Linked DNA regions of Mus musculus: regions 2 and 3 are each linked to region 1. A link is a loop called in an ENCODE intact Hi-C map of the cell type or tissue named here. Cell type or tissue: left cerebral cortex. All regions are shown on one strand. Region 1 holds the start of Npnt (nephronectin). Region 2 overlaps Npnt (nephronectin). Region 3 overlaps Tbck (TBC1 domain containing kinase).

The links. Hi-C counts contacts between places; a loop is a spot of excess contacts. Peaks named below come from ENCODE experiments on the same cell type or tissue, not always from the same donor. Only the 100,000 strongest peaks of a DNase experiment are listed, where the experiment ranks them.
Region 2: a loop joins it to region 1, with 2.1 times the contacts of the local background. A loop is called at or near these places in 3 of 42 quality-filtered maps.
Region 3: a loop joins it to region 1, with 2.1 times the contacts of the local background. A loop is called at or near these places in 2 of 42 quality-filtered maps.

What each region holds. Positions count from the first base shown.
Region 1 is chr3:132,946,300-132,954,299 of GRCm38, reverse strand. Npnt (nephronectin) reads left to right here and starts at 4,009. Exons shown (of 14, transcript NM_001287101.1): 1 at 4,009-4,327; 2 at 6,153-6,253. The coding sequence starts at 4,257. In left cerebral cortex, a CTCF peak has its summit at 4,301 (motif pointing right); DNase peaks (open chromatin) are centred at 4,278, 4,608 and 5,696; H3K4me3 peaks cover 1,526 bases; H3K27ac peaks cover 173 bases.
Region 2 is chr3:132,893,053-132,901,052 of GRCm38, reverse strand. The region is part of intron 10 of Npnt (nephronectin); the gene reads left to right. Among named protein-coding and RNA genes, the nearest start is that of Gm29811, 18 kb to the right of the region's middle. In left cerebral cortex, a CTCF peak has its summit at 7,823; a DNase peak (open chromatin) is centred at 4,407.
Region 3 is chr3:132,745,261-132,753,260 of GRCm38, reverse strand. It overlaps Tbck (TBC1 domain containing kinase), which reads right to left. Exons shown (of 26, transcript NM_001163455.2): 21 at 2,038-2,074; 22 at 592-753. Among named protein-coding and RNA genes, the nearest start is that of Gm30294, 28 kb to the left of the region's middle. In left cerebral cortex, a CTCF peak has its summit at 6,033; DNase peaks (open chromatin) are centred at 4,228 and 6,033.

The DNA.
Region 1 (8,000 bases):
AAGTAAATAATTTATAAAGATGGCTCCTTCAGATATATTCCTAGACCATATTTGCTAAGCACAGGTTCAGGGCTTTAGCCTTGATGCTCATATCTGAGATTAGGTGTACATGGGAGAACGTTTTTCTACCATGTCTGGATATCAATGTTTTTACACAATTCTCTTATTATTGTTTGCGGTCATGTATGCCATTGCACACGTATGGAGGCCAAATGACAGCTCTGCAGAGCTGATTCTCCCACCAGATCAAGAGACAGATGTATCAAATACAGACACAAAAATAATGAGGTTAGTGTAATTTTCTGTTCGTTATTGCTTTTGGTAAGGCATCAGCAGAAAGGTCAGCTTAGAACCGAGTACTTCATATGTGCAAAAATAAAAGGGAATGGGAGTGTTGAGAAGTCGGGGCCTGTGAGATTGAAGAGTTACTTTTATGCCTTGAAAGTTAGTAGATATAAAGGGATGGTGAGAGTCAGGGTGCTGTCCCCCCAAATGGCTTTCGTGTGTCTGCTGGCCTCAAGGTAGCCTTTGTAAGGACGAGAGAGGAAGGTATGGGTAGAAGGAAGAAAGGGACTAAAGCTTAGAAACTAGGCTTAGAATCGGTGTTAGCTGTGGTTATCAGCAAAAGAAACGGACTGGGAGCAACCAGATCCCAAGCTTATGAGGTTTTAAGGAAGCCTAGTTGCCACAGAAACTGTGAGTCTGGCCTGAAAACGTCTGTCTCTTTGAATTCCTTAAAACAATGAAGGCTCAAGCCTTCTAAAAGGTGCCAGTTGGAAGAGATCTGCGAGTGAAGAGAGTTCCCAACCTCTTCGCATCCCTCAGTCTTCACTGAACCCATGCTCTAACCTCTTCGCATCTGACTCTCTTCACTGGACGACACCTTGCTCCTTCAGGGGACTATAAACTCTCTTGGGGCAGCCTTGATCTTGTCTCCAGCTGAAATCCTGGTACCTAGAGATGACCATTTGTAGACTCTATGATGAATATTCGTTGGGATAAAAGAACTAAATAATGAAGCACTTGTCATTTCTGGAGGTTGAAAGTTAGACATTTGATTCTCATTTGTCATTTCTACCACGGTGCCACCAATGGCAGATATTTTTTTTTTGTATGTGTGAAACTTGGGATTACTCCTGGTAAGGTGTTATGTATCAGGAAACCTAACCAACCATTTGTCCTACAGGTTAAGTGCGGCTATTGCTAAAAGCAGGATATTTGATCTCGTTCCTGCTGATGTGTTTTAAGGCTGAAATGAAAGAGTGGGGCAGAGGATGCAGCTCAATGGTTAGAGGGCTCGCCTAGCATGCACGGAACCTTGGATTTAATCTCCAACACAGAACGAACAAGAGTGATCAAGTTGGTGAAGCCGTCTGGGAATCCCATGGCTTTTTTTCCCTTTCATTGAGAGACCAAATCTTTTGGGTTCAGACTCCATCTTAGAAAACCGGACCTCAAGGTTGAACTCAAGTTAACTAACAGGCTGGTTAGCACCAGTTTCCAGGCTACCCCCCAACAAGACCTGTGTCTAACACCAGTTTCTAGGTTATTCCCCATCAAGTTGCACCTCCAGGTTACAGGCCTGCCCCTGGCACTTCACTTCCTAACAACCACCAATCAGGAGGAAAGCAGAAGTTAAGTTTATGGTTTGGCTCCTAGCACCAGCCAATTACGTTAAAGGCCATAATGCCACCCAATCAGATGTGTACCAGGCTAGATACCTGCTTCTTGCCTCTATATGGGCTGGAGGCTCCCTCCTGTTCTCCTGCATCAGAGACAGTGGTGTGGCCCAAGCTCGAGCTTGAGTAAAGAGATCCTAGTGAGATTGCATTGGAATCAGCCCCTTGGTGATCTTTTGGGGGTTCATGATGTTTTCTGGCACAACACAATCACTAGTGTTCATTAGTTATAACACAATGGCCTGATACACCATGGGAATCCTTTATCGTCTCCTCAAGCCATGATACAAGAGACTGATACAATATCCACTTCCTCCAGGCAGGAGCGAGTGTGCAACAGACAGTGTGCCTGTCCATTCAACCTATTTAAGCCTTGTGCCAGCCAGTGGGCCGAGCACCCAGGATGTACTGACACGAGAGGAATTACCTTTGGCTTCTTGTTGGCTAGAAAGACCTAATGTGGCAGAGAGGCAATGACAACATAATTTGCCAAGAGCTGCTCTTGGAGACATATAATATTATAGAAGTCCATATAATAGAAGACAAGCCAAAAAATTATATAAGCATGGATCCAAAAAGTATAAGTGGAGATTGTTCAAGTGAAGGAATGTGGAAGTTTTCTGGGCCAAAAAAAAAACAAAACAAAACAAAAAAAAAAACCCTACCTATGTCAGAGAAGTGTGCAGTCACTGTCTTATTTCCACCTATCACTCTTCTCCCCTCTTCTGAAGTTATTCTCTAGCCTGCAGGTTAACCCAACCATCCACTGTGCCAATGGAGCTCTTTCAGGAACCGAACAGGAGCCAATAAGCAATGCATGCCACCAAGGAGTGGGGTCGGGAAGCAAGCCTACATTACACTGACAAACATTTGACTTTTCTGCAGAAAAAAATATTATGCCTCTTAGACTATTTTGGACTTTGTTAGAAGCATCTGAAATGGATGACACCAAGCTGTTTGCCTCAAACAGTGTCCCAAGCCTGAACCGGCAAGGATAATTTTCTGAGATTAAAATAGAAACTTCTTTTGCTAACAGAAGCAACTTGGAAATCAAAGAACTATTATTTTTCCTTTTCTTGCAGAAAAGTCCTGTTTTTACACATACTGATAAATCAGGATAGTGTAACCAAACTGGCACAGAACTTTTCGTTAACAATTTGAAGTAGCAGAAACCTTAAAATGATGCGAACGGAGTGACAGTTGAATGTACGGTAGCAAATACTTTCGATTAACATTTATGAGCACCTACTATGTGCCAGGCAATGTTGTAGGCACTAAACAAAGATAGCTCTTCTTGGAGAGTTTACATTACAACAGAAAGAAGACATAGATAAACAAATTATGCTGTAAGAGAAAAGATCAGTACAATGGGGGGGGGAAGGCAAAGTATGGCTGGACGTGACACCAGAGGGGAAGATAAGAATTTTAAACAGCATTCATATTTGGCTTTTAGGGTGACTTTTAGGCAAGGAAGTGAGATTCAGCTATACACACAACCTCTTCAATGCATGCCTAGAGGGTGCCAGGCCAGGAGATCATGGACTGAAGAGAGAGAGGACAGGACAGCCAGCCATTGGGGGTATGGCCTAAGGACGGGAATGATTTAAGTTTGAACGTATATTTATGAAAATCATTTCTTTTCAGTCCTTTGGTGCAATGCTTTTTATGATAGCTCAGTAACTACTTCAAATGGTTCTAAAGAGGTCCCCTCAAGACCAGCTACACCACAAGCTAAGTGGTAACTAACTCCCCTTCCTCTGGGGTGGAGCACTTGCCCTACCCACGGGGGTGCACCAAGTGGAGCTTCAGGACACAGACAGTTTTCCAAGGTTCTTCTCTTTCTCCTGAGCCCAGAGTTCTTCTTCAAAATTCGACCTGAGAGCCGAACCCCCCCCACCACACTCCCCACCCCCGTTAAAAGGTGCAGGGATATTCCAGCTCTGTAGGAGAAGCAATCTGGGTCTGCCTGCCTTCATCAGTCCAGGAACCCCTCCGGTAGGTGCAGAAAAGTTGGGTTCTCCCCTATAGACCACCTGTGTGTGTATGTGGGGGGGCATCTGTCTACCCCCACAGAACGCGTACTTCCACTTCCAACCCCACTGTCGCCCCAGCCTCTGGCGGCTGGGCTCACTTTTTCAGGCAGGTCACCCGACAAGCCCTCTCCCTAGCTCTGCTCCCAACTTTTCTCGCAGCCCGGGGGCAAGCGCCACCCGTGGCCGAGGCTGCCTGCGCGCCGCATCCCCGCCCCTGAGCCGCCCCTGCCCCTGGGGCCCGGGGAGGGGCGAGCCCCGGCGCGCGCCCAGGGCACCAGGGCGGCGGGGCAGGGAGGGCGGCGGGCTGCGCGGCGCGTCCCTCCCGCCTCGCCCCTCCCCGCGGGCGGCGCGGCTCCCGCCGCAGCGCCTCCCCTCGCCAGGAGGGAGCCGGAGGGGCTCTGCCAGCCCGCCGCAGACCTGCCCGGCTGCGCGCTGCGCTCTGTGCGTCCCAGCAGCCGCGGGTGCCGCGCCGAAGGCGGCCGGGAGATCCCGGGACGCGCAGCTCCCCGCAACCTTCAGCGTCCCCGCGTCCCGGTCCTCCGGCATGGCTGTGCTCCTAGCGGCGGTGCTCGCGTCCTCGCTCTACCTGCAGGTGGCTGCCGACTTCGACGGGAGGTGAGGCGGGTCTCGGGTGCCCTCCCCTTTCCCTCAGGGACCTCGAGTGGAGCAGCCTGGCTCCGGGCTCAGGAGAAAGAGAGGCTCGTGCCCCGTGTGCGGTGAGAGCGGGCAGGAGCAGGGACACAGGTGACGCGTGGAGCGTCCCTACAGCCAGTGATCAGGATGGACTGTGTCCCGAGGGGAAACTTGCAGGTGACCCGGCGATTCGACAAAGGGTGGCGGCGAGGACCGTACTTGGAACAAATGGCACCCGAGGGCTCTCGGTTTGTGGTTCGGAGGGGGGACGGTGTACACAAGCTTAACATGAGTACTGAGAGGAGGCGCTCGGGGTGCGTGTGTGTGTGTGTGTGTGTGTGTGTGTGTGTGTGTAGCACGCGGCACCGCTCAGACCTGGCGGGCCTGACTGTTGCTTGCTCTGACAGGTCCCAACAACCTCCGGCAGGGTCTCTGCTGTCACTCAGCGTGTCCCCCCAAGGCAGCGCACCGCGCGATCTCCCCGGAGATCCCGGGCTCAGTCCCCACTGAAGGCCTCAGCTGGACAGGTTTCCCGCTGGCTCACACCACCACTCACCCCTGTCCCCATCCCTCAGAGCTTGTCCCAGGGCTGCCTTGAAGATGCCGCACCTGTTTTACCTGCAATCTTGGAACGAATCAATTCCAGGATTGATTGGCTTTCCTGTCCCTGGAGGGGACCAGAGGAAAAGCCTCGGAGCGCGGAAGAAAAAGGCACCCGCTCCCGGTTCACCACCTGGTCGGAGGAAATAGAAGTTGGGGTTGTTTTGTACTTTGAGCCTGAGGGTAAAGCGAAGATGAATTGAAGAGATAAAGAGTTTAAAGAAGAGTGGAAAGCAGCCAGAGGCTAAGCCTTTTATTTTCCAAAAGCAATTCTTTGCCCACATTTGGATTTGTGGTGCATTACTTTGGGGCACACATATTTACAAAGAAACACACACACACACACACACACACACAGCCTAGGTGTCCATTTACAAAGAAACACACACACACACACACACACACACACACACACACACACACACACACACAGCCTAGGTGTCCAGAAAGTCTGGTAGGTGTGAATCTAAACAGGCTAACAGTCACAGGTGTAAGTGTGATCTGATGCATAAATCTGCATCCTAAACTTGGAGTCTCTCTGGGTACACTTTACATCGGAGAGGGAAATAATGTGGATTGCTGATGCAGACAGCTTGTAAAATACGAGGACACTTGAGACACTCTTCACGGCCTGGTTTTGGGCTTTTCTTACAGCAGTGGTGGGGAAGAGGAGGAGGAGGAGGAGGCAGTTGTATAGAAAGAGCTTGGTTGGTTGCATTTGATTTTTGAATAAGCTCCTCTTCTTGCCCATTTCCTTATCTGCCCTTTATACGAAGCAAACATTCTTTCTGCTCTGACAGATCTGTTATTCAGCACATTTCAGCGTCCCGGTGCATTAGTCAAAACTGCCCCCTCCTCCCCGCCCCCAACAGCTGTGAGTCTGGCTAATCTGTTTTATTTCAAGCTTTCAGAAACCATCCCGTGAATAGTAGCCTGAGCTTTCTTGGTTGCAGCCAACCTGGTTTCTTCTCCCTACTCCTGTGGGCTGGGTGTGTGTACATTTAACTTTACAATTAGAAATTAGATCACTGTAGGACTACTACTGGGAAGGTGTCTTATTCTCCAATTCCTTGCAGGCAGTAAGGAGCTTGTAGAAAATTACTGGGTGTGGTTTAAGTATATATACATTTTCTAAATAAAACAAAGGGGAAATTATTTTAAATCTCAGGTGTCTTTATTTATTTTAAATATTTTGTTTGTTTGGTAGGTGGCCCAGGCAAATAGTTTCTTCAATCGGCCTATGTCGCTATGGAGGCAGGATTGACTGCTGCTGGGGCTGGGCCCGCCAGTCCTGGGGACAGTGCCAACGTGAGTATCGGGGCTGGAGACTCCTGTTCCTTGGTGTGTGTGTGTGTGTGTGTGTGTGTGTGTGTGTGTGTGATGGTTCTAGACTTTACTCTGCACTTTGGAGGGCTTACCATTACTGAATAAGTCTTAACTGTGCAGATCTGACCCAAATCTTTATTCTGCCCCTTTCTAATCAGAGGTACCTGTGTCACAGTGCCAGCGTTGCCATTTACAGAGAGCCACTTACTGTGTTGTCCAACAACACAATGTATTTTATTCTTTTATGTGTAAGGGTGTTTTGATCGCATGTATGTGCACCACCTGGTGCTGGAGGATAGCCTGGAACTGGAGTTACAGGTGGTTGTGAGCCAACACGATGGTTCTAGGAATTGAACGCGGGGCCTCTGGCAGAACATCAGTCTCTTAACCACTGAGTCATCGCTCCAGCCTCGGTCTGCACACTTAACTTTTGTTTTCAGTTCCTTCCGCTCTAGGCTTCTCATCAGGCTTCCTCCCTCCTTTGCTCCAAGCTCTGAGATGACGGTGAGATAGTGAGTCTAGACACTATTTACACTAAATAAACTGAGAACTTAAGAGTCCCTGTAAAACCACCACTGGAACTGCTGTGTAAGGTGGCCGCTTGCCCTTTCCAAGTCTCTTTCTCCTCCTCTTCCTCTTCCTCCTCCTCTTCTTCCTCTTCCTCCTCCTCCTCTTCCTCTTCCTCCTCTTCCTCCTCCTCCTCTTCCTCCTCCTCCTTCTTCTCCTTCTTCTTCTCCTTCTCCTTCTCCTTCTCCTTCTCCTTCTCCTTCTCCTCCTTCTTCTTCTTCTTCTTCTTCTTCTTCTTCTCTCTCTCTCTCTCTCTCTCTCTCTCTCCCTTCCTTCTTTCTTTTCTTTGGGAATTATTTATTTTATGTATATGAGTACACAGTAGCTGTCTTCAGACACCCCAGAAGAGGGCATCAGATCCTACTACAGATGGTTGTGAGCCACCATGTGGTTGCTGGGAATTTGAACTCAGGACCTCTGGAAGAGCATCCCATGCTCTTAACCGCTGAGCCATCTCTCCATCCCCTTCATGTTCTTTTTGATGAAGGGAAGTTATACTGACATCCATATGAGCCAACTGATAGTGTCATAGGAAACTTCTGGAAAACGTCGTTTATAGACTCCATAATTGATCAAAGTCTTATATAGTAGGTGACAAATCAGAACACTAATTTCTGTTTTATTCATGATTGAATTAGATACTTTAATGATACAATTGCTAGTCCTAAACGAAACTTTGATTTGGCAGATTGCTCAGATTTTACTTCGATCTGGACCTACAAACTTCACCCCAGTCTTCCTATTTTCCCTCCAAAAAGAGATACCTCCTACTCCAAATGATCAAGGAGCTTTCTGAGGCATCCGTTGAGATGATGGGGGACTGAGGAGGGCTCTACGGTGGGACTTCCACCTTGTCAGTCATGATGTGTTACAGAGAAGGAGGATCGTAAAGGCCAGAGGGCAATGGAGGAGACTGGCTTACAGATGGACTGGCTAACTGAGGAATCAAAAAGATGAAGAGTCCCCTCAGCTGTTACCAATAATCTGCTACTGTTTAACTTGGTTGAGGAAGGAGAGTGATTGCCACAGGTTGGCTAGTGGACATTCAGGCTATCGTCTTTGGTTGAGGACGGGCAGTGAGTAGTAAAATGGCTTCTTATTACTTGTGCACACTGGCCCCTTGCTCATTCCAACCTTTGCCTCCTCCTTAAGGGAGGTGGAG
Region 2 (8,000 bases), 53 kb after region 1:
GGATTCCCCCCAGGACGCTTTTTACAATACGCCGAGTCAGAAAGCCTGCTTTTGCTTCCTATCGCTGGTATTTATGAGTTTGCAACTTTGCTCAAATGCTCTGTTTACTGCTGTGATGAGTGATGGATAGCCCAGGCCTTCTTTTCCACCGAGTGAGTTCAAGGTCAGAGGGAATTCAGGTAAAAAGTGTATGAATAATGATTACTTACTTACTTTAACCATAGTGGGGAGAATAAATATATTAAAAGTCACCTTTCATGTAGGATATGAAATATTAAGCACCTGTTTCACAATAAGAATAATCTAGGGCAGTGGTTCTCAGACTTCCTAATGCTGTCACCCTTTGATACAGTTCCTCATGTTGTGGTGACCCCTCAACTATAAAATTATTTTCATTTCTGCTTCATAACTTTAATTTTGCTACTGTTATAAATCATAATAGTAATATTTTTGGAGACAAGGGTTGGCAAAGTGGTCATGACCTACAGGCTAAGGACCTAAGCCTAAATAAGGGATCCTAAAGATTTTTTGTTAAATGGGACTAGAAAGCTAACCAGATGCATTTTCAGAGCTAATTGGAAACTAGCTAATAGACTGGTTTGAACTGTACTAATGTCCCGGACAAAGTGTGACGTTGTTGTTCTTTCATCACTGGGTCAAAGCAGTGTTTCTCTAAGTGTGTTTCATAGGCCATTAGCTACCTGAAACATTGTGCAAGTTCTGAGGACAAATACATTAAGAAATACCAGGTTCAGCTCTGCTATCAAGACGTGTTAGCTGTCTAGCTCCTCAAACCTTTAATGTGTTAATGTCACTGTAAATCTCTAGGGGAAGCCCCCTACAGAGTGTAACATCTTCAGATAGATTTAACTATGGGATCATTTCACTCATGGGATTAGAATTCTCTACCACCAGTTGTCTGGTCAGGTCTTGGCTGAACTAGGCCGTTTGGAGCCCACTCACCACGGTAACCAAGAGTCCTGACTAAGTAGCTTGCATGGAGACTAATGAGGCCGTTCTTAGATAGGCTGATGGAGAGAATCCTGAACTGAGCAGACACGAGCAGAGAAACAGATTGAAATGCTAGTGTGCCTATCTGGATACAGGGGATCACTAGAAAACGGGGACTAAACACAAAAGCAAGACCCTTCTGTCCACAGAGGTAGGAAGGTAAGAGCTCCGTAAGAGCAAAGACGATAAAGGTCTTAGCAGAAGAAGTTGCAGGAGCATGCATCCTGATCTCACAGTATAATAAATGAAAATTAAAAAAGACATTCATTTTAAAAGTTTCTTAGGAAAATATCCATGTTTAAAATATATTAACTGAAAAAGTAAATGCAAAAATATATAGAGACCATTTTACCCCAATTGGATATAAAAATACATGCCTCCATATGTTTGGATGTATATGAAAGTCAGGAAGAAAGAAATTCCTAAGTAACAACCATTGGCTATGTGATGGTCCTGGTGCTTGGGGTGGTTTTCATTGCCTGCTTGTTATCCCCATGCAGTGATTTTTAAATTCTCCGTTGTCGTCATTAAGGATAACCATGATTTACTGTAACGATGCCTCCTTAGGAGACGGTAGTGGTAATAGACTCCAGCTCTCCCCAAGGAAGAGTGAAGAATGGGGTTGTCGTTTTTGAGAAAATACCCCAGGGAGTTCTGGTTCTTAATCATGCCAGTTTCATCTGAAACATTTCTAGTTTTCCAAAATCTATTATGGGTTTTATTAGTTTCTAACTCCTCCAAAAATGTCTTCAGAATAGAATGCGCCATAACTGGCCAGTTTCAGCCAAAAGATTCAGGTTACTAAATGAATAGAGTATCAGTTGGGCCAGCACACATATTTTTTCCCCAAAAAAGTGTTTCAGAATTCAGGTTGAACTAGAATAAACTAGGATACTCACTTAGGGTTTCTCTGGTGTGTATGCACTCTTCCGCACTGTCTCGGGTCTTCAGTGTTTACAGATTATATGCCGGTCTTATTAAAATAAAGATGCTAATTCAATGAGGATAGGAAAGGATCTCAGACTGCATTTTTCACACACTCACAGGTATGCTGTTGCTATATTTGCAGGCCAAATTGTGTGGCAGGGTTCTCTAAGCCCCAGTGGCAATCTCTATCCAACAGAGCCACGTCTTGCCTAAATACAGAATTAGCCAGATGTAGGATGTTCAAAATAACAATAATTGCAAAATAGACAATGACCATCCATACCGTGTAAAACAAAGGGAACGGTGTTATAGGCTCATGATTATAGACTATAAGGTAATTCACCTCTGCCACATTCTTTTATAAATGGCCGTGTCTGAAAACCAGTCTTGTTGCTGCCGAACAGGCGAATGGGTTGGATACCCAGGTAGCAAACAGGAAATGGAAAATCGCTCCCGTCCTTCTGAGCGCTGCCCTGTATGTAGCACCATGCTGTCCCTGGGGTTTTTGTTTTGTTTTGTCTTTCCATTATTTCTCTTGTACTGATTTTGTAGTCTGTAGATCACAACGTTTTAAGCCATGGACATATTTCAGTCTCTCTTCTCATCTGGGTGCTGATTATTTCAGCAGAGGGGTGAGAAGGTCCTCGGACTGTGAGCTGCAGAAGCCCCAGGACCACGCTAACGTCTCCCCAAGATTCAATCTCTGCCAGTTATTTAGAGAATTGTGTTGCTGCTGCACACAGGTCAGGGTCTGGTGCTATGGATTCTGAGAGTTTTTAAGATTTTTTGATTTGTATTTTAATAGGATTCCGTGGTGACTGGTGAAGAAAAAAATGACTCCTCTTAGAAAGTATAAATTGAGTTCTTTGCGAACGATGTGTCCTGGGTTGGAGATCAGAAATGTTAAAAGCTCCATGAACAATTGTTATAATTAAAAGGATTGTGTTTGGGACATGTTGCCAAATTCTTCCATCTGTTTCTGCATCGGATCATTGGGGTAGTTGTTGTATGCACTTCACTGGGCAGCTTTGTGAGTTAGATGGGAAGGTCTGTGCAAGCCACATGTCACAGCGATTGCCACATAGGAACATTAGCTGTTTCTATGACCACTGATGCTGGATTCATTTGTATTGTAATAATAGCCTTTCCTAATTATTCACAAGAGAAGCCATATATTCTAGTGATGACAAAACTTTATTTTGATGCTTTTTATTATGGTTCACTGCAGTTTTAATGCTGTTTTTAGCCAACGCTGTCTTTTCAAACTGAATTGATTTGATTTACAAGTGTGAGCAGAGAAGATGAAGATGGAAGCGAGCTGCTTTGCATGTGCTTTGTGTATAGATCAGGTGTTCATAGCATATGCGAAGTTAAGCAGATGTTAAACTAGAGGCCACACCCCCACCTTCTTCACGGTGGGTATAATGATAGTTGTCTCCTGGAGATGAATCTGACCAGATGGCAAGCTTAAATGAAAGCTTTGATGAGGTAGCAGACATAGAAGCACCCCTTCCCCTTTTGATTGATGGTTTGGATGAGTGGGCCACACCTCTCTCATACAGTAGGCGGGTTCTATACTCAGGTGTGTTATGCTCACCTTTTCTCAGCACCCGTGTGGTGTGCACACCGGCCTGGGGGAGCCTAGCCTTTATGGTTTGCTTTGGTTTAAAAGAGGGCAGGAGGACCAAGCCTGTGGGATATTCTCTTGATTCTTAAAACCATCCTTAGTGAAGAACCAAGATTTAGAGTCTCAGTCTTCTTAGGAGTTCCCTGCCTTTGAGTTCCTCCGAAACTTTCTAAAAGTCACATGCAGTCTATGGAGGAGTTGGGGTCTGTTGCCGCCACAAGAGGCTCATTGCTGAGCAACTGGGCCTGTGTTCAGCTTTCACCAGGGAGGTAAGTTTTACTAGTTCTGTTCATTGTTCTTAGGTTGTCTTCTGACCTGCACGTCCACCCTATGGGATAAAGTGCTGGCAATTTCTATAGGGGCTCAGCAACCCTGTTCTTGTGTCGAGTAACCAACATTTGCCTAAGACATTTCTTGAATAAGAATAAGGAAATTGCAAATGCGTTTCTGATTTTTTTTTTTAATTTTCTTCTCTCTGCTTACTATGTTCTACGTTTGGAGTGGGAGCAGGAGGGAGAGGAAAGAATACTGCCCCATAAAGCCTTTACCGTTCATTTCTGTCTTCCACCCTGTTGTCTTTTAAAATATCTAGGTGGGTTTTCCCCCATCTAAAAGACATGAGAATAGAATAGAGTTAGATGTATCCATACCTCTCGCTTCAGTGCAGCAAACCTCTAAGCATAGAAAGAATTCAAGACAGGGGTTATCTGTTATCTTTAGTCCAACAATAAACGTCAGGATTGGCCTGGACAATGTCATACAAACCACCTTAGACAGAACCTGAGTATGAAAACCTGCCTTTGAGGAAGAATGCTGACGGGTTTGCAAGCAGCTTGGCAGTGGGAGGTATGTGCAGTTATATTTACATCTTCTTCTCTGTGTTTACTCTTGAGGTTTTACTGGGTAAAAACTGCAGATGACTGCTTGAGAAATCTTATTCATCAATATAGACTATATGTGGATATGGTCACAGTCCTGGAGAGCCTGCACACAATAGACTGGGACAGCAGTTTTTGTGAGGACAGCTCCTTCTCACAGTTGCTTTTTTCCTGATGGGCACCAGGACTCTGCAGCCATTGTGGGAGAGTCCTGTGTCCTTAGCCTGCTGCAATCACACTTGCATCCCTTAGTCTCCATCTTTGGGCTTAGTACCCTCTATACCCCACAGTTGTTATCATTTGGGATTAGTATCATCAGTATCCCACAGTCTCCATATCTGGGGTTAGTACCTTATTTTATTTATACAGATTATAGTTCGAAATAACAGGCAAGATTGAATCTATCTATCTATCTATCTATCTATCTATCTATCTATCCATCCATCCATCCATCCATCCATCCATCCATCCATCCATCTATATACAATAATCAAGATTGATCCATCCATCCATCCATTTTGAGACTGGGCCTCACTATGTAGCCTGGGTGGCTTGTAACCCCCTATATAGGCCACACTGGCCTTGAACGCACGCTGATTTGCTCCCCTCTGCCTCCCAAGTGTTGGGATTAAAGCCGTCTACCACCACACCATAAGAATGTTTTTGTTGGTACAATATGGAATAATGTCAGAAAAATTTTGGAGAACACTTTTTAGTATGTGAACATTCTTTATAGTAAATGTGGTTACTCATAAATGCTTTCTGTTCCTACCTTCCTCCTTTAGCAGTGTGATGATTTTACCAGGTAAACCTTCCCTAGGCACCACTGTCAAGCTCTTTGAGTGTCTGATTTCTATCAAGATAAAAATCCAACATTTCAGCAAGGCTTTAAACAGTCATTGTGCAGCTGCAGTTCCGTTTGGAGCTTTTCTTCCTGTGCTCTGCCTCTCCCCCAAGCTCTCCGGCTGACTGGGGGTTCACCCTTTTACTCTCCCGGGCCTTCCATCATGAAAGTCTTCCTTCAGATCTTACTACAAAGCTCACTTCTCAGAGAGCTTCAGCATCTCCCCTTCCTGGGTGAGCTTTGTCAGGCTTTACGTGCCATACCCACACCTAAGCACCTCTTCCATTAAAACCCCATTGTGTCCAACTTTGCCTCAGGAATGTAGGAGAAGGATACCTTTGGAATGGATGAAGGTAGGAGAAGGATACGTTTGGAATGGATGAAGGTAGGAGAAGGATATGGAATTTGATACTTTCCTGGTGCTTTCCAGTGCCCTGCACCTCGTGGACACTGCATTTTGCTGGATTACCCAGTGAGTGGGGAACTTTGAAGGAAAGGAAATGAACAGACAGGGACACTTGTTACCATCTTTTATTCTTTTTAATCGTTATTATACCATTCTGGTTCTAAGAAAGTATCAGATATGTTTCTGCTTATTGTGTATCAAAAGTGAGCACTAACCAAAATATCACGCAAGGAAGAGTAGTGGAAAACATGTGTAAATCACTGCTCATCTCTTCTCAGATATTTTAATTAGTATTTTCTACATTCATTAAGATTGCTCCCTTGAATCAAAGAAAGCATTCGGATTTCACTGACATTTCAGTTTTATAACCTAGATTACACCAGACATCAAGACTATCCAGAGCCCTTTGATCAGGATGCCAACATCAGATGTGTAGCTGCTGTGTATCGATGTCCTTACAAACACCTCCTTCTCCAGATCACGTAGGGGTTGTTCATATTAAAACTTTCTCCTTTTAACACCTCAAAATATAAAAATTTAAAAGACTAAACAAATCAGCAAAGATAAAAGTCACTTAATTTTCAATGTTCAGACTGCCACATTATTAATGTATTCCTGATGGGCCTATTTTCTAGTCTTTAAAAAACATTTTTAATGTGTTGTTGAGACACATTAAAGTGTTTCAAGTTTCCATGCTTATTTCAGATGATACTTTCACATACGATTACATATATCAGGCATGTACTCTACCCACTGTTGACCCTTCAAAGTGATGTTCTTAGTGAGCCACCATGCTGATGTGGTGAGGAAAGGCAATAGCCTGGCAGGGATCAGAGCGGAGCACACAGCGCTCACTGTAAGCATAGATGGGTGCTGATCACATCAGGTGGGTAAATCCTTGGGAATGTGTATCCGTGATCATCACTGTTAATTAGATAATTGTTGGAGTTGTCTGGTCTTCCAGAGCCATCTGAGGCTTTGCTAGTGCTCTTTTGCAAATGCTTCATCCTGTCCCTTTCTCTTTATCCATGTCCCGTGGCGCTCTCTCTATCACTGTGTTGCCAAAGCGTCATCTTTATCATCCTGGCTCTGGGCTTTGTGCCTGGAAAGTTCTGCCTCTTTCCCTTTCAGGTTACATGGTTCTGTCTGGAGAAAACCTCCCGCTCTTCCTTGATAAAACAGCCTCCTGTGTCAGAGCACCCAGGCACGTCAGGAGACAAGCAAATGCCATCGGACAGGCCTTAATGGGGGTGGGGTGGCAGAACTGTCATAATGCCCTCAGACTCTACACCACAGGGGTTGAGCTTTTCCATTTCAGAGTGATTTATGTTACTGAAGAGGAGAACAAACACACAATTGTGTTCTCATATTTTTATGTCATGGGAAATGAAGCACATTTACCTAGAATGTTGTAGGTAAGAAGGAAGGTGCTCTCTAAGAGGCGGAAATGAGGAAAGGAAAGTTGTCATTGGATGTAATTGCTGTCAGTCATTCAGCAGCCCCAGGGACCAGCCTATCCACATCCATCTTCTGCCTTAGCTTGGATTCCGTCATACCTGACAGTGTATGTGTGTGTGTGTGTGTGTGTGTGTGTGTGTGTGTGTGTGTGTGTGTGTGTGTGTGTGGTATGTCCTGTGAAATAGGAAGGCACTTCTGTTTTGACTTTTGAAACAAAAGCGGGGGAACAGTCCAGATGTAGTGAGCTAAATACAGTTGCAAATAGTCCAAGATCGTCAGTGTTAAAAGTCCTGGCTAGCAATAGTAACATAACTACAGGAGGAAAACCTGTCTGAATGTCATCAGTTTTGTGGTAGGCTATGTCTTTTATTCCTTGTCTTATAAAAATAAAGTATTAATTAAATTTCTGGCAGGAGAAGGGAGTGAGGACTCCCTGGCCTCTGGTCAGGAATTCCCCTCCTGACCATAGCTTTCACTGAGTTTTCTCTGCTCTATGACCCAGCTGTTCTTCAAGGCATCTTCGGGCATTTATTTTTTTCTTTCCTGCCCCTTTTCAAAGCTTTCAATGTCCATTTATCTCCATGTGTGATGTCAGTGTCTGCCATTAGACTTCAAGCTTGTTGGTCTTCTTTACCCTCCTTGCTGTCTCCTCGGTGCCCACCAGGGGGTTTGGCGTTGGGTTAAAAATCAAATATACGTCGCATTGATGCTTAAACAAGGGTTTAATTGAATCAGTCCTCTTGAAGTGCATCCTTAAGCTCTAACCCACTGGTGACATTTGATGAAGCGTGTTGACAGAGAACATGGGTTTCTGACAGGACCTTTGCAGTCGCTCAGTGATCACTAGGT
Region 3 (8,000 bases), 200 kb after region 1:
AGGTAACCACACAAACCTTATCTTTCCAACACCAAGAACGAAACCTTAGCTGTCTTCTGTATTTCTGCATTGGAATAGCCTTCCCAAGGCTTTCAAACTTCTTGTAATACCTCATACAGCTTAGTCGCTATCATATTACATAACATATTTCTATAAAGCTTGGGTTATTTCCCTTTTAGAACAGTGCTTCCTCCTCTTAAACTTGTTGTTACCAAGCAGCTGTGGCCAGAGGGAGCAAAGTTCCATGTGAATTAGCGTTCTCATATAAACATATTTTCAAACACCTTCCTGAGTGGCCGTTGTTTACTCTCTATCAGCTGAAGATAAATGGATGGGTCCTAAGCAAAGGGTAAATATGTTACTCCCACAGCCATGACCTTTTACCCTCCTGGTGGCAGTACTGTGATGGAAATAATCCACAGTGGCTCAGTATGACCCGAGTTAGCCTCTCATTCTCAGGCTGGCACAAAGCACTGATTATCCTGACCATCGAAATAGGGTGCAAGCAGAAGGATTTTCTCACATGGCTGAGAGAACACATCATTTTATAGTCAAAATTGCATTCGGTGATTCCTTCATTTAGACACATACCTGGTAAGTCAGAGAAGAGAAGGATGCATTCATTGAAGCCATTGGCCAAAAGACGGTCCCGCAGCTGCTGGAGGATGGCTACTCCAATGCAGAATGGGAAAGAGGAATTTCCGAGCAGTAATGTATCCCAGAGGTGGAAAATTTTGTGCAGTGGAAATACATCTGTAGGAAGTTTTATAAAATATACTTAAACAAAATCCAAATTTGTCAAAAATAATAACAGCTGGATTACTAAGTAAATGATTATTATAACTTCAAGATTAAGGTTATTACTTAAGAACTAATATGTTAAACTGTGCTGATAAAATGCTTGACAGTGAGTGTGCGTGCACCTTTCGAGCCTTAGTTACAGATATCTATCTGTGCGCTACCCAGATGGGTAACAGGAACCAAGTTCTGGTTCTCTATAAAAGCAGTAAGTTATTTTCCTAACTATTCAGTCAACGCTCTAACCCTGACTTCATTAATTCGCAGCTTCCTAAAGTGCTTCAAATTGATATCAAGTTAGTCAAAGATTACATTTTTTTGAATTCCACTAATAATTGGTAAATTTCATTCAGAATTTTCCCCAGAATTTTTAGTAACTATTTACACATGTTTATATCTGCAGATGAACTTTGGGATTGCTTTATATACAATAAGATAACATTTCCATTGTGTATCATATACAATTACTTTATCAAATTCCTACCAAAAATCTATTAATTAAAAAAATGCAGCTTTATTTTCACTTAATAACACTGTGACTATCTTTCTAGGTAAAAGCACTTAGGCTACCTCACCTGCCATTGCACTCATCATGTGCATTGCAGTTAAATATGGCTCTTCATTTACATAGCCATACCTGACTAAATCATTACATACTCATAAAATAGGATTAATTTCTAGAGAACTCCCAGTCTAGGAAGTAGAACCAGGTGTTAACAGAGAACACCTAGAAAGCAAGACAATTTAGTAGAAAACTGTCCTCAAAAAGTTGTCAAATTCTCTTCTTAAAAAGTTGTAAGCCACATGCAAAATAGATTTTAGTTTTCTGCAACATTTTCTTAATATTTAAGGCCAGAATTCTTGATAATTTTTGTCTATAAACTATATCATGTAAGAATTTTATAGAGATGTATACTGCACTTACTTAATATTCTATACTTTTTTCATTTTTTATTAGATATTTTCTACATTTACATTTCAAATGCAATCCTGAAAGTTCCCTATACCCTCTCCCCACCCTGCTCCCCTCCCCACCCACTCCCATTTCTTGGCCCTGGCGTTCCCCTGTACTAGGGCTTATAAAGTTGGCAAGACCAAGGGGCCTCTCTTCCCATTGATAGCCGACTAGGCCATCTTCTGCTACATATGCAGCTAGAGACACAAGCTCTGGGATACTTTTAAAGTTCTGAGGAAGAATGAGGCTATACTTTTGCTGCCACCAAGGGGGATGGTACTTACGAGTAAACATGGTGAGAAACCAAGGGATGGCGTAGAGCTGTGAGCAGAACAGGAAGAAGCCGGGAACATGGATGTGGAGAAAGTAAAAGGCATAATTAGGGTGCCTATCACCAAACGAAATGGTTTAAAAGTTCTCTGTTTTGTTCTACTCCAGTGACGAGATATGAAAGAATGGAGCTAACTACAGTTATTATCACAATACATTTTATATAGAGTTATCCATCTTACAAATGCGGGTGCTCCTTTTGCCAGGGATTACCCACGGTGTATCTTCTTTTTACCAACAAGTATGCACAAGACCATGGCCAAATCAAATGCAGTAATAGCACATAAATTTTAGGTGCATAGTTTATAGATTTTAAAGGCCTTTATGATAGTTAATGTTCTGTGTTAAACTGACAGACTGGTAGGACACTCAGTGAAGTGAATACGTACTACTTCGGGATGCACCCTTGAGCATGTTTTCAGGTGGAACTACCTTTTAAAAAGGTGCTAGGTAAGCGGACTGCCCTAGTTTGTATACGGCACCATCCAGCCCACTGAAGAGCCACAGAGTAGAAGTGGGAAGAAGAAGAAATCTCCCCTTTCTTTTTTGCCCATTTGCTTGATCTGCAATATTTCATTTCATTCACCCCTGTTCTTGGACTGGGACTGTTAACAAGTCTTAAAGTTAAGACTACTTTGTGAGTGACTCCAGGCTACAGTTAAACAAAGACTTATATTGCCAACTTAGACACACATCCTTTCAACACCTATCAATTACAGATTTATGAGGTGAGAAGCATACTGCCTTTGTATTGTATACAAGAGAGTATGTGTTCTATCCAAAGGCTAATCAAGAACTGAAAGTAAAGATATATACTTCATTAAAATATAAATACTATAGTAAAACAATCAACATTGATTTCCACATCACTCTACCTAAGCAGACAAGCAGATAATCCTCTCTAGGGATGCTGCAAATGCACAAAAGGAAGCTTGGGATATTTAGCTTCAATGTAACCAGTGTGCATTGTACAAATTAAAAATATATATAACTAAGTATAAGTTCTATACCTTAACTTAAATCTAAAAATATGAGGTCAATTTTATCACATTATCTGACCTTTATTTTAAAGATATAACACCAATTACATTACTTGTGACCATTTTGGTGTAGGTCAATTGATTGTCATTAAGAATATTTTGTCCAATTTTATTAATGCGACTATGTGTTGTATAATTCATTCTGAGCATTTTCATTCATTCACTCACCATACAATGTTTTGTTCTCAATGTGGATAAAGCAGATGTGTTACAGAGACTATATGCTTGGTAGCTATGTGGTAAAACCTCGCAAATACTGGCTAGGGCATTCATGGCAAAGATGCAGAAACTTACGACCTCTTTTACTATGGTGGTAACATTCTTGTGGCTTAATACATGCCAAGACCGCTCGTAGGCACTCAGGACAGGCAGTGACCAGGTAAGTCATAGTTCCAATGCCCACTGATTGTTTCTATACTGCAATTCCCTCTGCTCACTTTTCATACCACTCAGTAATGCCAGACATTGCTGACCAGTCCCACTTTATGAGAACACTCTTTTGTCTTACTTGGCTCTAGACAACATACTCGCAGAGTTTTCCATAACTTTTCTTACTGCTGCTTATCCATGGTAGCGGTTTGTTTGCTTTTGTTTTTTCCCTGAGTTCCTTTTCACCCTTTTGACTTTTAAACACAGAACCATTACAGCTCGGTTCCCTGAAACTTTAATTTCCCATTTTTCTTAAAATACTAATTTTAGTATGAAGACTGGCATATTTTAGTTCTACTCCAAGTCTTCCCTCATAAAGTCCAAGCTCACATTTTAAAATGCCAATTTATATTTTAACACATATAAGAAACATTTCTGTCTATTTGTCTTTCTGCTTGTCTATAGTCTTTTTATCAATCAACTACCGTTAATTGACCCCGAGACTTCCTCCATACTCTGTAACTCCAAACATACATCTCTACATCGGGTTAAGAACCCCTTATCCTTCCACTTGCTGGAGCACAGGTTTGCAGTTGTTCCTGAGTGCACTCTTCTAAAACACCATGTATCTGTCACCAGCAGTCTTGCTCGTCTACCTTCCAACTAATCTGTGAACATCGAAAACTTCTCCTGCCTCTACTGCTAAATCCAGATTGAAGCCACCCCATCACACACCCACTTACTCCATAGCTATGACTAATCTACGACACTCTATCCTTATCTGTTCTTGAATTTCAGCCAATGAGATGTCAGAGTGATCTTGTTATGTTACACCATGGGTCACCATTCTATTCAAAAGCATCTTGTTTCTTTGTGATGATGAAATAAAGCCAGTGGTGATAATATATGTATAACACTCAAAATGCTCTCCCCTTCAGTTCCTGCTATGTGGCCTCACCATGCTCCACTCACAGTGGCTATTCCCTTAACATCTCTAGTGTATCCCTCCCACCCAGGCTGGAGCTTGCTGTTGCTTGCTTGTTATTTCATTTTTATAAGGAACTGACTTCAAACCACCTTTCCTGAGAGCTTTTCCTGGCAATCTCATTTAAAAATTCAACTCTTCCTCCATTCAAACACTTAACACATATGTCCAAATTCAGTTCTTCATTTCTCTAGAATTTACCAATATATACTGAATATATCACATTGTCTATTTTTTATATCTTTTTTCACAATATCTACTTATTTATTTATTTACTATGGCTTTTATTAGCAAATGGGCATTGTAAACGATTTTTTATTTCCTTGCCTTTTAACCTTTTATATTTCTATTAAGAAGGATGAGTGATGTGCACCACAGGAAGCCGAGGGATCCGATCCCTGGTACTGGAGTTGACAGGCTCTGAGTCACCATGTGAGGACTGGGCAGAGAACTTGGGTCCTCTGCAGGAGTTCTCAACTGCCAAGCCACCTCTCCAGCCCCATCACTTTTTATCATATACTTCCACAAAAACATGAGGGAAAACGTTTTTTAACCCCTGTCCTTTAATGTATTCAGGGTATAGAGGCAACCAAATATCTGTTTGAACAATGAAGGAAGCACACAATGGAGCTATCAGAGTACAGAAGCAAAGGCTCCTGAGATCATGCCCTCCTGAGAAGTCTTCAAAGAAGCAAGAAAGGACGAGGAAAGGAGTTCATGCTGACTACTCTGTCCGGAAGAACATTATCACACTAAGCAGCAGGAAGCACAGGAAGTGTCCCCACCTCGAGCTCTACAGACGCACGCATTGATGACAGGTGATGACAGGTGCGTTAAAGAGTTTACTCGAGTAGCGGGAAGCATGTGCAGTGATAAGGCAGAGACTTGCAGGCACTGTTACCAGCATTCCTCGCACGCACGAGATGCCTCTTAGCGACACAACTGAGACTAGAGACATGTAATAACGATACGTGAGACACAATTCCTCTATTCTTTCTATGTCCCTTTTCCATTTTAAATTCCTTCCTTCCTTCCTTCCTTGCTGAGAGAGGGAAGGGGAAGCTTGGACTTAGGGATTGACGCCAAGGCCCGAGTCTTTCAAGAACATCCTCAGCCTTCCTTTACCTTTAGTTTCAGACAGGCTCTTACTAAGTTGTCTAGGCCCAAAGCCCTCTGTAACAAAGGAAAGTCCTGAACTTTTGCATCTTTTGCCTCAACCTCCCAAGTAGCTGTATGACAAGACTTGTTCTGTGAGGCCCAGAGTACTTTATATATATTGCCTTACATAATTTCTCAAGCTGTTTTACAGTTTTAAGAATATGAACTAATACTGAAATAATTTTGAACAATAGAAAGATTTTATTTTTTAATGGTTCTAAGTGTTTAAATATTAGGCTATAAATATAAAAATACACATAGTTTCTGTTACTTTTCTAAGTTAGATGCTAAAACCAATAAAAAGTTATACATTTTTTGAGTATTCGTCCAATCGCAAATGTTAGCCTGACCTGACAATGTACTTGTCTGTAGCTGTCAGCTTAGTAAATGCTGCCCCCTAGCAACAGCAAGCAAGAACTGGCAAGCGCTCACTAGAGCTGTAGAATGCTGGAGAAACAGCAGCAGGTTGGGTCCTAAGGATTTCACTACACTGTTGATTATCTGAAAATGATAGTTGTTTCTTCTTTGAAATCAGAGATATGGCACCTTTTATAAATCTGTATTTTCTTAAAATATTAATGATCTCAGTAGAATTATGTTGCATTTATTTTAGCCACATAGGAATTATTTTATCATTACCAATAAGCTATTTGTAATTGTATTTAAAAACACAAGAGTAACAAGACAACACAGGAACGAGATTTGTTATTCTAAGGTTGCCTTGCAAGCAGCAAGGCTGAGAACCAGATGCACCTGGATAGGAACTTCCTTGTACCCTGACACACGATGGAAGCAGGAAGTGTGGAGGAGACAGAAAAGAGAATGCCAGGGTAATTCATAAGGACTCTCCCAGTCTGTAAGTCTGTCTCACAAGTATGATATATAAATTCTCAAAAGTGTGAGCATGGCATCCTTAGGCTCCAGTCACTGTTTTCACTGGATTGAGGTTTATGTTAATAGTGCAAAGGCATGAGTGGACAGCACTGCAGAAATCATGACAATGGCCCAAGGTAGAACAGTTATGTTTGTAAGGGGTACAATTATGGGTCCTTTACAGTTCTTCCCTAACAATTTGTGAGATGACTTAGGAGGCAGGAAACTATGCTCTGGTCTAAACTGTGGGGGAGCTGGATAGTCGCTTGAGCTATGAGACTACAAGGTGCTTTCTTCAAGAGATACTATTTTTACTTGAAAGAATGACAGGCAAATAATACTTTAAAGCTTGGGTATTTGATCAATATTTTTTTTAAAAAAATGAGCAAAATAAGCTTGTTATTTCAAGAAACAGCTTGAGCTGAGATGAAAATTATAATATTACAAAAGGGGCTAGAGAGATAGGCTAACACTTAAGAGCTTGTTGCCCATCCAGCGGGGCTGAATTTGATTTCCAGCACCACCTTCAGCAGCTCAAAGCCACCTGTAACTCCAGTTCCTGGGAACCCAACAACTCTGGCCTCCATAAGAGCCTACACACACACATGCACGTACCTTTCCACAGAGAAATATAACTAAAAATGAAATAAAACTTAAAAGAACACTACAAGACTGCTGTCTGGTACATGCATGACTGTGTAGGGGTTCAAGTCTGTGATAGATATGCATGTGAAGGCTCCTGGTTGGCACTGGTCTTTTCCTCAGTTGGTCTCTACCTTATATACTGAGGCAGGCTCCCACTTGAGGCCAGAGCTTGCTGGTTAGATTACTATAGGATGTCCTGTCTCTGCCCCCCACACACTGCAATCGCAGAGGGGTCACCATGCCCAGCTAGCAGTTGAGTGAGTGTTTGATAAACTTGGGTCTTCTCGGTTGTACACTCTGAGCTACCTCCCTGTTTAAACTTGTTACATGAACAGTGATGACATTAACAAATGTGATTTCTTTTGGATTTTGTATAATAAAATGTTTCATACTCACTTAATAAATATTTTGCAAATTACTGACATATAACAATACAATATCATGCATGGGTGAAAAAGACACTAGAAGTGCAAAGCAGACTAATGGACTGCAATGGAATACAGGATCAAAAATTCACTGATATGGTTTCAGATTGCACATTCCTAGTAAGCTTAAAACACTTTTGTAACTGAAACAATGAGCGACAACAAACTGAACACAGAAGTGGTTACAAGAATCCCACCATTTTAATTTAGAGACAAAAAATATAAAACAAATGCACTCTCTTGTTTTGAGGGAAACAGGTTTTTTCAAATATATGATTTTAGCTAACATTATTAAATTTTTCTGTGTGTGTGTGTGCGCGCGGGCGCGTGTGTAACATTGCCTCTCTATAGTGCCCAGGCTGGCCTTGAACTCCAAATCATGCTTTCTGAGACCCCTGGAACTTGTGCCACTATGTATAGAT